Regions from separate parts of the Homo sapiens genome. Here region 2 is linked to region 1. A link is a loop called in an ENCODE intact Hi-C map of the cell type or tissue named here. Cell type or tissue: mammary epithelial cell. All regions are shown on one strand. Each heading gives the region's core, and the rest is flanking DNA. Links, peaks and the distances in the headings are about the cores only.

Region 1 (5,383 bases), core at 146-5,145:
TGTCTGCCAAAATATGGATAAGACTGCCTAGGAAATCAACCCAGTTAATATGTATGCTTCAAGCAGATGATCGATGAACATCTGACATGCAAAAACTAGCTTCCATTTGTGTCACATTCCCCCTAGTTCATCAAGGGATTTTACATTTATGATTTTATTTGATCCTAACCACAACCCTTTGAGAGAGGCCCCAGTCTTCCCATTTTACAGATGAGATCATCAAGGCTCAATAAGATCAAAGGTTTTGCCCAAGGTCTCTCTCAGTTAATAGCAGCTGGAGCAGAAACCCAGACTTCTGGTTCCTCCGATTCTTTCTTGTTTGACACATTTAAGCCCTGACAGAAATATTCTCATACAAGAATAGTCACAAATAATACTGAAATGTGAAAAGAAAAATGAAAATCTGTCTATCTACTGGAAGTTTTATTCATGTGCTCTTAGCTACTATTTCTCCTTTTGAAATTTCATTTCTCAGCTCTTATCATGAATGCCAAGAAGAAACACAACAGACAGGCCCAAGGCACTACCTCTGGGCCTTAGTCAGATTTCATTCTCAACCCAACCCTGTGAAGTGAGTGACCGTCCCCATTTTATAACTAAGGACCCTGCAGGATCAGAGAGATCAAGCAACTTACTCAAGGAGATGTGACTAGTAAGTGGCCCGGGCAGGACTTGTACTGGATCCTTTTGGCCACAGAACTCAGGCACTTTCCAAGGTACTACAAAGCCTCCTCAGGCAGGAGGTGCTCAATAAACATCCTTGGCTTGCTCTAATCCATCAAAGGAGATTTGACCAACTTGGATGTTTAAGAGCCGTACCACCAGAGCAGATCAGGTTAGTACACACAGAGATGCATTTGCAGGTCATGCGTCAGACAGAAGACAGCTCACCTTCATCAGTCAAGCAGATTTGAACTCCCCCTTTCTAGAAAACCTTCCTGCTTGCTGGAATCTGCTTAGCTTTAGAACACTCTAGTTACCTCTCCCCTTTCCTAGCTTACCCTCCAAATGATCTTCCCTTGAGACATTTACTGAGCAGTCACAAAAGTATCTTCAGTCCATCCACATGACAATTGCTTAGGTGTTTGCAGGAGAGGAACCCATCTCAGGTTTTTGATCCACAGGAGGCAGGGTCCTGAGATGCCTCAGTCACTGCAGACAAGGCCCAAAGAAGCCCCGAATCCTCTGCACCCACCTCCCTCTCACCAAAAACCCTTTTCGGGGGAAGAGTGGAATCATCTTACACGAGAAGAACTTAATATCTCAAATGAAACAACAGCCAAGTTTCTCTTCTCCAGGAGAAAAGAGATTTCCAGACTCTGAGTTAAAAAAAAAAAAAAGAAGTCATTTTTTGGAGTTTCCTCTTTCCAATCTCTTTTACAACAGCTCTCTGAACTTTCAACTAGACTCACTGTCTTTTCTCATACTCACGCCCTTCATCCCATGTCCAGCCTCACTGTCTTCCTGTCTTCAGCTCTACTATTGGTGGTCTGGGCCCTGGCTGAGCACCACAACCTATACAGATCATGCTCAAGGCAGGAAGTCAAGGCTTCACTCTGTCACTACATTTCTTGCTGCTTAGCATTTGTGTATTTTCGACATATGTTTTTCCAGTCTCCCATTAAATTAGAATCACAGAATGTTAGGAATGGAAAGAACTTAAGAGCCCTTTAGTTCATGGAGCAGCTCCACAGCCTGTTCCCAAACACCTCTAGGGGCTTTGGCATTTGACCCAGAACTCCCCTCACATTACAGCAGCAGTTCCCAGCGGGTAGGAGCTTTCCCTTGTACTTCTGCCTCATTGCCTCCACAACTGACGCAAGGATCTCCAAAATCAGGGTTCAGTGTTGTTGACAAGGGGAGCAGAATTTTCTAGCTCCAAGCACCCTCAAAGGTCCTCTTTGTTTTGCCAACAGTCCTGCAGGTACAGGCATAGCTGCTTTGCCCCACTTTGGTGGTGCTGAGGAATGGCAGGCATGACTACTCTAAGGCTGAGGTCAAGCCACCCATCCTGCCTCTGATCCCTGTCCCCCATGCCACCACCCCAGCCTGGTGCCCTCTCTACCCTAGACTAAGCTGTCTCTATTCTGTGAGCATGAGAGGAGGAACTGTAGTATAGGATAGTGTAGTGTAAAGACTCTTCTATATCCCTTCCTGGGCAAGTCTTGCCCCCACATGTTCCAGCCTGGGAATCTCAGCACGGCATTTGTGTTCACTGCTGGCTTGGGTTGGGAACCGTAATCACACCCTGATGAGGATTAATAAGCTTCCTGGGCCTGTTGGGTGACTGTGCCTCAGAAACTGTCCAATCCAGAGCTGGGTCTATCCCCATAGCACAGCATGCTTTGCTATGAGTCAGAGCTTTGCAAATGCTGAAATTACCACCACCATGTTCCTAGGGATGACACATACTCCCAAATGCCATCACTATATATTTTCTTCCACAGTAAGCCTTATAGCTGGTCTGCAGGTTGGCTTAAATTTTGGTTAAGTTTCTTTTTGTCTCAGTTCTCAATTATTCCTGCTAGGGGAAGCAGTGGTCATTTGGATAATCCAAAAGGATGGATTATCTAAAAATAATTTGAATTTATCTCTGGAATGTGTTAGGTGATTTATTTGTTTTAAGCACAGCAGTTACCTTTCTAATGATACTTAATCAGGGTAATGTGAAAGAAATAGCATTCCATCACCACAGATGAGTTAGATAGGCAGTTCTGGAGGTTGGGGAGAGAGGAGCAAGTGAGGCAGGGTTACGAAACAACGTGGTCAACATCCACACTGGCCAGAGATACCCACACTCAGTCCCTACATGTATAGAGGATTACACAGGCTCTGTGATTTTGCTCCCAGGGGTACATTCACACATCTTGCCATCTTCCCATTGGCTAGAGAGGTCTTCCATCCTGAGAATGAGAGAGGGCAAATCAGGCGGACAATGAAGTGCCTTCTGTGTCCAGAAAGTTGAGAGTGGTCCTTAAAGTAAAAAAAGGGTGGAATTTAATGTTCCTTTTCCAACAAGTATGGGAAGTCCCCCTTGAGAGATAGTGTAGGTTTTTGGGAGCCCATGGATGGCCAGCTCCCTGTTGCCCTCGCTAGGATCTTAGAACTCCTTTCTCTGGGTATCAGGACACAAGAAGACTCCAGTGAGCAGAGAATGGGACAGCGACAGTGTGAAATATATAGATTTTAGACCAGAAGAAAAGGATTGCCTCTTGTTGGCTATGGGATCTTGGGCAAATTTCTGAATTGCTCTGACCCTTACTGCACCCGTCTGAAAAAACGTAAACAACAACAACAGTAAGAGTAGCTACCATACAGATGAGTGGTTGCTATGATCTGAATGTTTATGTCCCCGCAAAATTCCTATGTTGAAATTCTAACCCCTAAGGTGATGATATTAGGAGGTAGAACGTTTGGGGAGGTGATTGGGTCATGAGAACAGCACCCTTATGAATACAATCAGTGCCCTTACACAATAGGTCCAAGGGAGCTTGTTCATCCCAACCACCATGTGAGGGTACAAGTAGAAAGTGCCATTTATGAACCAGAAAGCAGTCACCAGACACTGAGTCTGCCAGTGTCTTGATCTTGGACTTCTCAGACTTCAGAACAGTGAGAAATACATTTCTGCTATTTATAAGCTAACCAGCCTCTGGTATTTTGTTATATCAGCACAAATGGACTAAGATAGTGGCAGCTAAATAATATTTGTGAAAGTATTTTGGAAGCTCTAATGTCCTGTTCAATTGTTAGTTATTACCATAACCTGTGACTGGCCCTATAAAACCCAATCACAGTCCTGAAAATGGAACTCAAAGGGCACGCCCTCCCTAAGGTGAAGGCAGCGTTTGAAGGACTGTATGTTCTCAGCACCTAAGGGGTATATTCAGGTGTGTACTTAATCATTTCTATTCTGATTCTGACGAAGATAAAGATAGCACAAGAACCCAGAGGAAGACTGACTGCCTACCTGCATGGAGTCCTTTCTCATTTTCTTAACATTTGGTTGAATTTGTTAATGATTCTAGATCACAGCCTCTTCAGATATTGGCCTCTTCAGAAATGCTTGGCAGTGGAATTGCCATCTACCTTGAATGCCAGGTTGGAATCTGCCCAGACTCTCAATAAGAGAGCACTTCCAAACACTCTGCCCAGGCTCCCTTATCTAAGATCCTCTCTTCAAAAAGTGGGTAGAAGGTGGGGAGATGGGGGAGGCAGGGAGTGGGGAAGGGTAGTGGTGGGGCGTTTGCCACTGCTGAACTTCAACTTTCCCGCTTGACTATCTTCTTCTCCCACAGAGAAGAAAGAAAGAATTGCGACTGAAGTTTCAAGATACCCTAAGTTTTCCTTCTCTAGTCTGTAGCCTCCTTCTTGTCTCTCAGTTTGCCCCCTTCTTTCTTTTCACCATTGCTCACACCCTTGGCTTTCCTGTTTCTGTTTTTTTTTTTTTTTTTTTTTTTTTTTGTCCTTAGATCTTAAACCACCGGGCCTCTGGATCAAATGGCAGACTCCTTTAGAGGAAAATGGGATATTTGTTCTGGGACCAGAGAGGTAACCTGCAGGCTCTAATAGTTGCTGAGGAAAAGGAGCAACATGTTCACCTGGATGATTCCAAATGGCCTACTCTGGTTTAAGGTTAGGTATGGTTATTCCAAAAGTCTTCACAGACTTCTGTTCCTAACCCATTCAAACCCAAAAGAACTCTAATTCTACATGTAGCCATCAGCTATGTCTTAGTCTATTGGGCTGTTATAACGAACTGTCATAGTCCGAGTGGCTTATAAATAACAGAAATTTATTTCTCACCCTTCTGGGAAGTCCAAGATCACGACATGTGGGAGAATCAGTGTCTGGTGAGGGCCTGCTTCCTGGTTCATAGATGGCCATGCTTACATGGCAGAGGGCCAAGGGATCTCTCAGGGTCTCTCTTCTAAGGGCACTAATCCCATCAGTGAGGTCGCTACCATCATGACCTAATAATCTCCCAAAGACCCCACCTCCTAATACTATCACACTGGGGATTAGGTTTCACCATATGAATGTTCTGGGGGACACAAACATTCAGACCGTATCAAGCTGCAGTTAGTTCTTTACCTCAGGATCTTTAATTATCCTTCAATTACCCATCTGCCACCTCCCACACCTTCAACTGCTTCCTACTTTTCATTGTGATTAAGTTTCAAATTGTCTCCAGTGGACATAGTATTTCTAAAAATAGAATTCTTAAGCAATAAGGATGTAGTAAATCAGGAATCTTCAGAAGGTGCATATTCTGTCTGAGGTCAGGTTCTCTAGAGGCAGAGTCTAATGCAGGGATCATTGTGCAGGTGACTTTGAGGAGGAGTGCTCTAGAAGAAACCTGAAAGGTTTCTACGGCTTTAAC
Region 2 (5,383 bases), core at 83-5,082, 81 kb after region 1:
CTCACGCCTGTAATCCCAGCACTTTGGGAGGCCGAGGCGGGTGGACCAACTGAAGTCGGGAGTTCGAGACCAGCCTGACCAACATGGAGAAACCCCACCTCTACTAAAAATACAAAATTAGCCAGGCGTGGTGGCACATGCCTGTAATCCCAGCTACTCAGGAGGCTGAGGCAGGAAAATCGCTTGAACTCAGGAGGCGGAGGTTGCGGTGAGCCGAGATTGTGCCATTGCAGTGCAGCCTGGGCAACAAGAGCGAAACTCCATCTCAAAAAAAGAAAGAAAAAGAAAGAAGGAAAAACAAATTTCCAAAAGAGGAAAGAGGGAGAGCATGGAGCTTGGAGCTGAAGATTCCAAGTCTAGATGGAGAGAATAATGTGAGTCTGTGTGTAGACACAGGACCGAGCTCCTAGGGTGCCAGTGGAGCTCCAGGCCTGTGCCCAGGAGAGAACTGGAGATGAGGCCAGCTCTAGTCTATGGCATTGTGCAATGCCAGTTGGTTGGGATGGTTCTACCCCCAATCTATACCAAATTAATTAATTCATCAACATTTATTGAGTGTCTACAAGTGACTGGCATTGTACAAGTCACAGAAATATAATGATGCTTAATAAATAGTTTTACCTTCAAAGAGTCTATGATCCAGTCTAGTTGGGGACAAAAAAGCAAAGAGATGATTACAGTATCCTGTGACTATGATAGAGATCTGCCTGGGGTGCTCAGAGGTAACAGAGGGGGGAGATTGAGCTCAGGACAGTGTCAAGGATGGTGGTACCTGAGTTATCTTGAAGAACACATAGAAAATAGATGGTAAAGAAGGTGGGAAAAAGGCAATCTTAGAGCTCAATCTGGGCAAAGGCATAAAAGAGAGTTCCCACCTCACTGGGAACTGTAAGCAGTGTTTAGTGACAGGGAGTGTTGAGAAATGATTTTGAAGATACAGGCAGAACCAAATTTGAATTTAAATGTCAGACCAAGGATGCAGTGGGAAGCATTGTTCAGATGAAAGGTTTTAAGCAAGGAAATACTAGTGTTAGCATTTAATCCTGAGTTGTAGTCATGGATATAGGGTGAGAAGATAGAACAGCTTTTATGGTAAATAAGTACAACACCCCTCCTCAATGTCTACCCTTTCTCCCAGCAAGCCTGCTATCTCCAACATTTCCTTTTCCTCATGCCCCTTGTACTACTCAACACATATCAAAAATGCTGGGAAAGTCAGCCTAATTCTACTTCCACTAAGGAACATCAGCAGGCCTGGTGTGGCACTTAAAACGGCCTCGAATTAACTCCAAAGTGCCCTCTAAAGTTACCCAGGAGACCGAGAAGTGATTTGTTAGGAAGATGCCATCCAAAGTCTTACAAATATCTTTTACCTGCCAGTCCAAAATCTCAGGAAAATGGTAGACTCCTGAGTCAGCATAGTCATAATTTTTTTTTTTTTTTGAGACAAGGTCTTGCTCTGTTGCCCAGGCTGGAGTGCAGTGGCATAATCACAGCTCACTGCAGCCTTGACCTCCTGAGCTCAGGTGATCCTCCCACCCTAGCCTCCTGAGTACCCAGGACTATAGGCATGTACCACCACACCTAGCTAATATTTTCATTCTTTGTAGAGATGGGTTCTCACCATATTGCCCAGGCTGATCTTGAACTCCTGGGCTCAAGCAATCCTCCTGCCTTAGCCTCCCAAATTGCTGGAATTACAGGCATGAGCTACCTCGCCAGGTCTCATAATCTTGATGTTAGCCCAGAACAATCTGTGACTAGGTAGGATGGATGGATGGATAGATAGATAGATAGATAGATAGATAGATAGATAGATAGATAGATAGATAGATCAGCCAGTACTAGTTTTGGCTTCACAATCATATCCTGCTACCAAATTTTCCTTTTCAACAGCTGCCGTCTTAAAGTTGTAAGAACTTTAACCTATTTATATCTGATTGGTTTTGCCTCTAAAGTGATTAAAATGCCCATTTGATTTCCAAGATGCTGTGGGTATTAGGGGCACAGGCTAGCTTTTCAAATGGGTTTGTCTCTTTCAAAACAGGAAGCAGCATTGTCCAAGTTCATTAAAAATCAGCATTGGAGAACACTTACTGAGTGCCTAATTATGTAATCAGATTTTGGCCTGGGGCTGGGAATAACATTTCAAAGAGAGAGGAAGAGTCTGGCTGAACCTGGTTGGATTTAAAAAAAAAAAAAAAAAAAGCAAGAGTGAAAGATCAAGCCAGCTGGGTCCCTATCCATGTATGCTGGTCTCTGTTAGTTCCATGTCCTTGAGCCAGGTGGCCAAGGTAACTAGACTTGGCATGTCCTACTTCCCCAGATCCAGAAATTAGCGATCCTTTCCCAGGGATAGTGTCAGACCCCTTTCAGGTGTGATTGTCATTGGGGCATCATGCCTAGTGGGAACAGACTAACTTTGAATAAAAAAATTTTGAGGCGGTAAGACATGTCTGTATTTTTCAAACTCAAATGAGTTGATACCCAGCCCAACTCATACTGCGGTTGGTGACAAGAACTGAATCACACCTCTCCTGACTTCCACCATGCTGTCTCCTTTTCTCCTTGCCAATTCACTATCACCTTGGAGCCACAAAAATGCAAAACAAACCTGAACCTTGTGTTGTGAGGTAAGCCCATGAGTCATGGTTGAACAGCAGTTTCTTTTTCTCCATGTTAGCTGTGTTTTTCCTTCACTGTGGCCCAAACAAGCATCAACTTGGTGACATCAATTCATCATGTTATGGAGTAGGCACTGTGTTTGGAGATGGTAGATTCTGCAATGACTCAGGTGGTAGGGTATTTTCTTCTGATAGAGTACCCAGGAGGGATTTATGAGTTCAGAAGGCAGTAGAGTAGGGCACCTGCTTTCATTCACTGTCAGGTGGTCAGCAAAAACTTCAAGCAGAAGAAAGAATTTCAAAACATGTTAAATGCCTGGGTGTGGGGAAAGCTCCCAGGGCAAGAGGAAGGCAACTCTCAGAATGAGCTGCCTGAGATTTGCAAGATAATTGATTGGCTGAGGCCTTGTGGCACCTTCTAAAATTGGGTGTGGCTGGAAATAGCTGTTGGGGGAACCATGGGAAAGACAGAGCTCTGCTTTGAGTTCCAGGACTGTCCTGCAGGGCAGGTGTCCACTATGCTCCTAATCTCTGCTCTGTCCTTAGCCACCACCTCCGCCCTTCTTTTTCCATATCAGCTGTACTCAGCCCTTTCAAGCTTATCTCAAACTTTTGCATAAAACTCCTTCTATCCCGTGATACTTTTTGTCCTTTACAGAGTATACCCAGATCTCCAGGGTCAAAACTCCTTTTTCCCTTCCAATTTTTCCAAATGTTCCCACTTGGTGGCCAAATGTTTTTTTGAGCAATTATCATGTGCTGTTGGGAAATTCACAAGTTATAAAACAGTCACTGTAGCCTGACCAGGGAGACATACAGGTGATAATATTAAACAATAATACAAAGTAGTATAGGATTACCTGACAAAAATATACAATGGGTGGGAAATGTCTCAGGAATTTAGAGGGTTAGGAGATTATACTGGGGCTGGAATCCACAGTGAGGGCCTCATGGAAAAGCAAAATTTCAGTCTAGCTGGTGAGTGAGTGGGGCTAGGAAGGCTTTAAGTAAGGCAAGTTTAGGGAACATATACTTGGAGAGACAGTTTTATGGTAGGGGATAATAAAAATAATGTTTAACAACTAAAGAGCACCTTATAATTTACAACTTTTCTCACACACACATACACACGCACACACAAACACAATTGAATTTAAGAGGGGCAAGATAAGCCAGATAACAGAACCTTCTGAATATCATCAAAGATCTGGAAGTTTCAGCAATGTTGTGGTCACCTACCTCCTGCCAAGCAATCTTGTATATCGTATCTCATTTAATTCAAGAAGTAGTCTTGTGAGGTAGATGTTGTTATCACCATTTTACATATGAGTAAATTAATGGTTAAGGAACTTCTCAAGATCACATAGTTAATAATAATAATAATAGCAATTACACATGGTAATCACTATATGCCAGACACTATTTAAGTATTCTTACAACAACTCTATAAAGTAAGAACTCTTGTTAACCCCATTTTTAGATGGGAAAAACTGAAGTGTGGAGATGTTAAAACACCTGCCTAAGGTATACAACTAAGAAATGTCAGAAACTAGCCACAAATGTGAGACATATACATAATTTTAAATGTTCTAGCAGCCACATTAAAAAATAAAAAGAAACAAGTAAAATTAATTTTAATAATACATTTTATTTAACCAAATATCTCCAAAGTATTTTAAAATTCATTTTTATGTTTTATGTTTTTAGAGACAGTCTTGCTCTGTCACCCAGGCTGAAGTGCAATGGTGCAATCATAGCTTATTGCAGCCTCAAACTCCTAGGCTCAAGGGATCCTCCCACCTCAGCCTCCTGAGTAGCTTGGACTACCATGCCCAGCCAAAATATTATTTCAACATATAATCCATATTAAAAATTATTAAATATATATTATATTCTTTTTAATGTGAAATCTCTGAATTGAGTATTTTTAAACATACAGCATATTTCAATTCAAATGCTAAATTTGCATCAGAAATATTTGATCTGTATATTTCACACACTTTATAGTTTTAAAAAATAGATTCACATACCCAAGTTATTCCAAACATACTTAAAAGTTTTCCAATAACTAAGTTGAGTACCAAAAATAATTTTCTTTTAACATTTACATCCATATTGTCAAATCTGGTTTCTTTATTTTTAGAAGAATTAACTTGACTTTAAAGCAAACTTATTATCAGTTTCAAATTATGTCTGTTTAATTCAGTAACTCTTGTGTCAACTCAGTATTATTAAAGTTGAATTCAAAGGGGTATTACATAAGTTGAAAATAAATGATACATTCATCAATTATATAATGTATTCATATTCTTAGTTTCACAACAAATTTGCATAATACTGTTTATTATAATGAAAATTTGCATGTTAATTTGTTAGAAGAATGTATAAGATTGTTATTGATTTGTATTACGAAAAATTTTAGTTTCAACATAGATTTTTGTACTTGTCTAGCTAGGTCATGGATAAGACTTTTCCTTTCCTCGAAGCTTCAAATTTAGCTCATTCATATGCTGTGTGATATCAATGAGAAAACAAAATCACACTGCTGTTTTTGGTCTTTTATTATTAAATATTTGGAAAGTATTCCTTTTGTTTCAAGAAAATTTTAAATGAGAATTAACAGTACATTAAACCTTTGTAAAGATCTCTCCACTACTCAACCAATGGGCATTGGAAAAGAGCACAAGATCATTACATTTACTTTCTTTTATGTATTTCTACAGTTCTACGAGCTGATGATTCATAGCATTTGCACATAT

Evidence for each region. Hi-C counts contacts between places; a loop is a spot of excess contacts. Peaks named below come from ENCODE experiments on the same cell type or tissue, not always from the same donor. Only the 100,000 strongest peaks of a DNase experiment are listed, where the experiment ranks them.
Region 2: a loop joins it to region 1, with 2.0 times the contacts of the local background. A loop is called at or near these places in 3 of 110 quality-filtered maps.

What each region holds. Positions count from the first base shown.
Region 1 is chr1:212,177,547-212,182,929 of GRCh38, forward strand. No RefSeq gene overlaps it. Among named protein-coding and RNA genes, the nearest start is that of MIR3122, 100 kb to the left of the region's middle. In mammary epithelial cell, for the core only: no CTCF peak of the experiment used is centred there; a DNase peak (open chromatin) is centred at 2,295; H3K27ac peaks cover 1,621 bases.
Region 2 is chr1:212,258,484-212,263,866 of GRCh38, forward strand. The region is part of intron 1 of LINC02608 (long intergenic non-protein coding RNA 2608); the gene reads right to left. Among named protein-coding and RNA genes, the nearest start is that of LINC02608, 24 kb to the right of the region's middle. RefSeq lists an enhancer at 1,016-1,185. In mammary epithelial cell, for the core only: no CTCF peak of the experiment used is centred there; a DNase peak (open chromatin) is centred at 2,638; H3K27ac peaks cover 1,277 bases.